Linked DNA regions of Homo sapiens: region 1 is linked to region 2. The links are chromatin loops, found by intact Hi-C in ENCODE. Cell type or tissue: endothelial cell of umbilical vein. All regions are shown on one strand. Links, peaks and the distances in the headings refer to the core of each region. The heading gives the core; the rest is flanking DNA.

What was found. A loop is a pair of places that touch in the nucleus more often than their neighbours do. Peaks named below come from ENCODE experiments on the same cell type or tissue, not always from the same donor. Only the 100,000 strongest peaks of a DNase experiment are listed, where the experiment ranks them.
Region 1: it touches region 2 in a loop (6-fold over the local background); 3 of 110 quality-filtered maps call a loop at or near these places.

The regions. Positions count from the first base shown.
Region 1 is chr3:131,349,245-131,352,163 of GRCh38, reverse strand. It overlaps NEK11 (NIMA related kinase 11), which reads right to left. Exons shown (of 18, transcript NM_024800.5): 18 at 1,699-2,607. The coding sequence ends at 2,388. The region is part of intron 2 of NUDT16-DT (NUDT16 divergent transcript); the gene reads left to right. Among named protein-coding and RNA genes, the nearest start is that of NUDT16-DT, 31 kb to the left of the region's middle. In endothelial cell of umbilical vein, for the core only: no CTCF peak of the experiment used is centred there; no DNase peak of the experiment used is centred there; H3K27ac peaks cover 1,377 bases.
Region 2 is chr3:131,401,580-131,404,498 of GRCh38, reverse strand. It overlaps LOC107986025 (a long non-coding RNA gene), which reads left to right. Exons shown (of 3, transcript XR_001740496.3): 3 at 1-2,726. Among named protein-coding and RNA genes, the nearest start is that of NUDT16, 21 kb to the right of the region's middle. In endothelial cell of umbilical vein, for the core only: no CTCF peak of the experiment used is centred there; a DNase peak (open chromatin) is centred at 1,528; H3K27ac peaks cover 1,084 bases.

The sequences.
Region 1 (2,919 bases), core at 301-2,800, 52 kb after region 2:
AGAAGAGAGACAACAGAAAGAAAGGTCTTGAACAATTGTTCTGTGTGGTACCAGTGGCACTGGCACCACCTGGAAACATGTTAGAAACCGTGATCTCTTGAATCAGAAATGCTGGTGATGGAATCCACCAATCTATGCTTCAACAAGCACTCCAGGTGATTCGAATGCATGCTCAAATGTGGGAATCACTGGTCTAAAAGAGTGCATCATGCAGGAAGCACAGCACCACTGAAAACAAGTTAGTAAGATAAAGAAACTCTCTTAGTTTCCTCAGTCATCAGCAGGAGGCTGAAAAGTGAATAACAGTACTGTGGGCATCAAATTCACCCAGACAGTTCTGAAACAATAGATATGTTTTAGCCCCTTGTCTTCCCAGAGAAGGGAGTGGGGTGGGTCTTGGTATTGACAAAGATTATCTCCTCGACCAAACTTTAGACAGGCTCTTTTGAGCCCTCTTTTTTATGAGGCCTCATTCTTGGCTCTGTCTTCAGCCTGCCAAACCCAGTTTTAGCAAGAATTCTGGTAAAGTCAGTTTATTGAGAATACCCCACATTTGATAGCTGATCACCCTCAGTATCTGATCAAATTCCTCATCACCTGCCCTCAATCTCTGATGACCCTGGCCTTCCTCCAGTGGGAATCTTAAGTCAGTTTAGCAGGAATCTCCCTGCTATGGTGTGAATATTTGCCTGCTCCAAAACTTATGTTGAAATTTGATCCCCAAAGTGGTGATGTTGGGAGGTGGGGCCTAGTGGAAAATGTTTGGATTATGGGGGAGCACCCTGAAAAATAGCTTGCTACTGCTCTGGAGTTCTTGCTCTCTAGGCTGGATTGTTTCTTGAAGGAATGGATTATTTCCCCAAAGGGTGGGTGTTATAATGCCAGGACACCCCTCAGGTTTCTCTGTCTTCCTACTTGTCCACTTCCCCTTCATTGCCGTGTTGTGATGGAACACAACAGCTTTTGCCAGAAGCCAGGGCCATGCCGTTGAACTTCTCAGCCTACAAAACCGTGAGCTACATAAACTTCTTTTCTTTATAAATTACTCAGCTTCTGGTATTCTTTTATGGCAACACTAAACAGATGAATACAACCCCCAACCTTTGAATACTCCTTTTAGAAATTTTCCATCCACCAAGGCCCGTATCCTGCTAATTGGCTATTAATCTCTAGTTTTCTTTGCTTCAGCAAAGAAACTTCAGAGTTGAGCCCAATGCCTCTCCCATATTGCAATATTGTTGATACCTATCAAAATAGTCCTGATTACAGTCTTTTTGCCATTTCAATAAGTGTCAATAATTTTTTCATTAACAGTATATTTAAATGTGTCTATGTTTAAAAAGCTTCACAAGCAAATCTAATATAGTTCCATGGTTGAAAATTCTGATAGACACTGGTTAAGAGTATGGATTCTGGAATGCGACAGACCTAGTTTCAAATGCCAACTCTGCTTCTTGCAGCTGAGTGACTAAGCAAATTACCTAACCTGAGCATCTCTCTTTCTCTGTTGTCTCTCTCTCTCTCTTTCTCTCTCTTTCACTCTATCTCTCTCAAGTTAGTGAAAAGATCCAATGAAGGCCCTTAAACTACTAAGCACAGTACTAGTACCCAACAGGCACCAAATTAACCAAATATTACTGGCTCTAAGTAATAATTATCAAAGGATGGATATGTTACATTCAATAAGAAAGTTTTACATAAGGAAAAGATAAAATAGGTGATTTATTTTGTAACTGTGAAAACTATGTTTATTTTGAATACAAATCTTGAATTATCTATGGATGAGTTTGAAATAAATCATAGAAGAGAATCACTTTTTGGATTTTTAATCCAGGTCCTTGTGTGTGTATGAAATACACACATATCTTCCTTATTAGTCATGGAAGGGCAAAAGTGGACCAAAAACAGGTCAGCTAAGACAGGCATGTCTGGCTTCTGGGCTGTAGCTCAGCATGTTGTAGGCTAGAGTCCAGTGACCTTCACTGGCAGGCTGCCTACAGTCCATGAGACCCTAGGCAGTCAGGCACTGAGCTCTGTCCTCCAGCTGAAAATAATGAAGAGCACACGGCTTCTCCCCGGTCATCGTCAGGGTGACTCAATCCTGCTGGAAGCCCTGAGGGCGCACATGAGAGAAATGCTTTTCAAGGGAGCCAAACTTGATCTATAAGCTTATCTCAGGGTATAGTCCAAATAACACTTATGACTCCAAGCATAGGCAGCCATGCTTACTACTCTCTAAAGAAGCCAGTACTTCTGATGAGGAATTGAAAGTCAAGATGGGAGCTCTGCTTTTGTATCCATTCCCCATAATAGAGTTCAGCTTATATGTTAAATGAATTTTCACATAAATTTGTCCACTTGAACTTCTGCTTCTTTTTGATAGTTGCCTAGAGATGGTTCTGGAGAGTAGGTTCTTTTCCCATCGTGATCAGCAACTGCTCTTCAAAGTACAGGAGCTGGTCCACTTCAAAACAGTCGCTGGCTTGAGGCACCACTTTTTCCAAACACTCGCGGATCTCTGCTTCGCTAGCATTCTGATGCCTTGCTCTCTTGAGGTAATTATAGACCTCTTCAAATACTTCTGTCCCCAGCTTCTGCATGGCTGATCTGTCAAAAAAGTTACAAAAGATTACAAAGAGTTACACATTAAGATCACCTGCAGGAAAATGTGCTTTTAAATCATTGATTTTACAAACATTGTCATTCTGGGATTTAGAAAAAAAGGGGGAAGAAAAGGCACAATATCTCCACCCTAAACATTTAACAGTATTCAACAAATAATGCCTCAATGTCTATTATGTGCCAGGTACCCTTCAAGGAACTGGGAATATAGCAGTAAACAAGTTAGGCAAAGTCCTGCCCTTGTGTGTGTATATATATATAATACACAGATATACACACAGATGTGTTTATATAAAC
Region 2 (2,919 bases), core at 272-2,771:
TCTGGATGTTGATGCTGTGAAATGTCACATTCTCAGATCATCTCTGTGGTTGGCATGACTTGAAACAAAGAAAAAGAAGATCCCATAATTACGCTGAAAAAATTATTATTTTTATCTTAAGTCACCCCAAAATTTGTATTTAGAAATGGACAAGGTAAACATTTTTATAGGAATTTTTATTTCTTCCTTTAAAGTAACTTGTCAGTATTATACTGTTGGTTATTGGATTTGAGAGAAGACCTTCTCTCTCCAGACCCAAAGCCAGTCATCTTGTGTGCTCTGAAATGGACCAGACTATTTTTAAAAGGGAGAGAAAGAGGTGCCATGAGGTGATAAAAGGGACAAAAAAAGGTAGACTTTGTTTCTATAAAAGTTTTTTGGAACATGATAGCTTTTTTCATGTCAGCCATACTCAGAGATAAGTGGGAAAAACTCCTGTCTAGTTCTCCCACATCTGCCATGAAAGTTACTAGGGTTCTTATAGGCTTTTCTTCTGAATTACTATAGCATATATTTAGGATTATCCCTATTTCATCTGAAAGTTTTTATTTAAATGTACTGCTTGTTTGCACATGTTTGTTTAAGTTTTGCTGAAATCTTAAGTATCATTCTGTGACTTCTTAATTTCTCTTCCTGTGGGGGGTGTTTCTCTTACTTCATAAACTGAAGACAGGGCTTTCCAAAAATGTTCACATCCAAGCACTCATAAAAATTGTATTTGTATCTGAGGTTACTTCAGATCCTGAGTTGTCCTGGGGACTCCAGCCTAACCACCCTGAAAACTGAGGGCACCAATGATGCTGCCATCTGTCACTTTCGTGGTTCACCAGTGTGTGAGGCACTCCTCAGAAAACTCTGGCCTAAGCCCATGGGAAAAATTAAGTTTGATATACCAAAGCAGTCTTTACATACAGTTTTCCAGGGATGGGTCTGCTAAAGCATGCAATATATCAGAAAGGATAGGTTTCATGACAGTGAAGAGAATGGCGGACTAGCCCAGAGGTCTGTTTCAGTGAACTGAAATGGATGAGGAAGCTGAGGCCCAGAGAGATAAGTGACTTGGCCTAGGTCACACAGCCACTTGGCAGCAGGCCAGGCCGAGATTGCCAGGTGAAGAACCCTCTATCATTTAGAAGAGGTTTGGCCTCAAACTTAAGCATTGATATCAAATGCATTTTAGAATCTTGGAGTTTTATTTTTATCTAATAATAGAATTCTGCAAATTATAATCTTGGGATTTACCCAAGCAATTAGTTCAATGATTCTTTTGTAAAGTTTGTAGACACTGGGGTTAAAAAGGAACGAAACAGTACTTTATTTTAAGCAGCTTAATTAATGTCTTTAGCTACTCCATCTATTTATCACTTTATTCTAGAGTGTTTTTGCAATGCCCAATTCTTTGGCAGTGCATAGAGAAACACAGTTATTAATTACTATTATCATAATCACTTCACAAAACAATAAGTACTCATACTTCCTAGGATTGAAAGTTTCACACCAACATTCCTCCAAGATAAGCATCTTTAGAGTAAAATATTCATATGAATCATCAAGAGCTATTATTAAACGCTTTTCAGAGTTTCTGAGTCATTACCTTAAAGATTTAACTTAGGTTTACTTTGAGAGGAAAATGGAAGGCTAGCATTTAATATCTTTTCTTCTCCTGTAAGAAGTGCTGGTTCTTGACTAGGCCTCCGTGGGCGGCCTTCCCTACCACTCTTATGGGGGAAGTAGACTCAGAGGTGCATTGTGTCTATAAGGAACATGTTCAGGCCTCTTCCTCTTTCTGTTAAGGTGGTATACGAGAATGGGCTGCTGGTTCCCTTCCCCTAAATTTACTGCAGATAGCTCCAGAAGCAGATGCAATCAAAGCTCTGAGGAAATTATCAGTGACACCCAAAAGGGTGAGAATGCCCTGGAGAGACAGAAGGCTGTCTAGCGTAGGAGTGTGAGGAATGAGCGGTGGCAGGCTGGGGCAGACAGCTGGGCATGTGCAGCAGGCAGAGGGGATAGTGGAGGAAAGCCTTTGGGTTCTGCCTTTTCCTCTTCACTGCCTGGCTTTAAATGAATCCTTGCTGGTCCCTTTGCAATTGAAACTGGCAGCATCAACGCAGGCTGCTAGTGTTGTCAGGGTGCATAAATGTACTGCAAAAACCCTGTTGGGATGAGGGTTGATGAAAACAGGACTGGCCAGCTGATATTTAACATCCACTCATCCACCTCTTCCACATCAAACTCCCTGGGATGGCAGATTTTAATCTAGGTGACTATTGCCCACAGGAGTTGCCCGGCAGAGTGGTACCAAAAATAGTAGCCTATCGAATTCTGTGGTATCTGGAGCATCCAGCTCTGGGGTTTATTCCTTCTCTGTTCTTAAACTCACATGGAGGGATTCAGCTCCTGCTTAAAACACATTACCAGGCAGGGTAGATTAAAACAGAAACATGATTTCCCAGGGTAATATAACTGTCTCCTAAAGACAACAAACGTTGACTGGAACTTATAGAGCAAGAGCTTAAATAAACAACAAATATAACTTAAAGTGAGAATGTATTAGCAATCTGAAGCAGGAAAAGAATGTTTCAGAGGTATATACATATGTGAACATTTATCAAATTGTACACTTTAAATATGTGCAGTTTATTTTATGCAAAGTATACCACAATGAAGCTGTTAAAAAGAAAACTAACCACTTACTCACAAAATAAAATGCAAATCTAACAATATCACCCTATTTAACACTCTTCAATGGTTTCCCAATTATCTTAGGATAAAATTCAGTCTTTAGAATGTGGCTTGGAAAGCTTGCATGATCTGGTCCCTACTCAATACATCCTTTCCATACCCAAACTCTCAAATAGGAGACCCAGACATCTCAATTTCTTTCGATTCTTGGGTCTGCCTCCAAGCATTTGCATT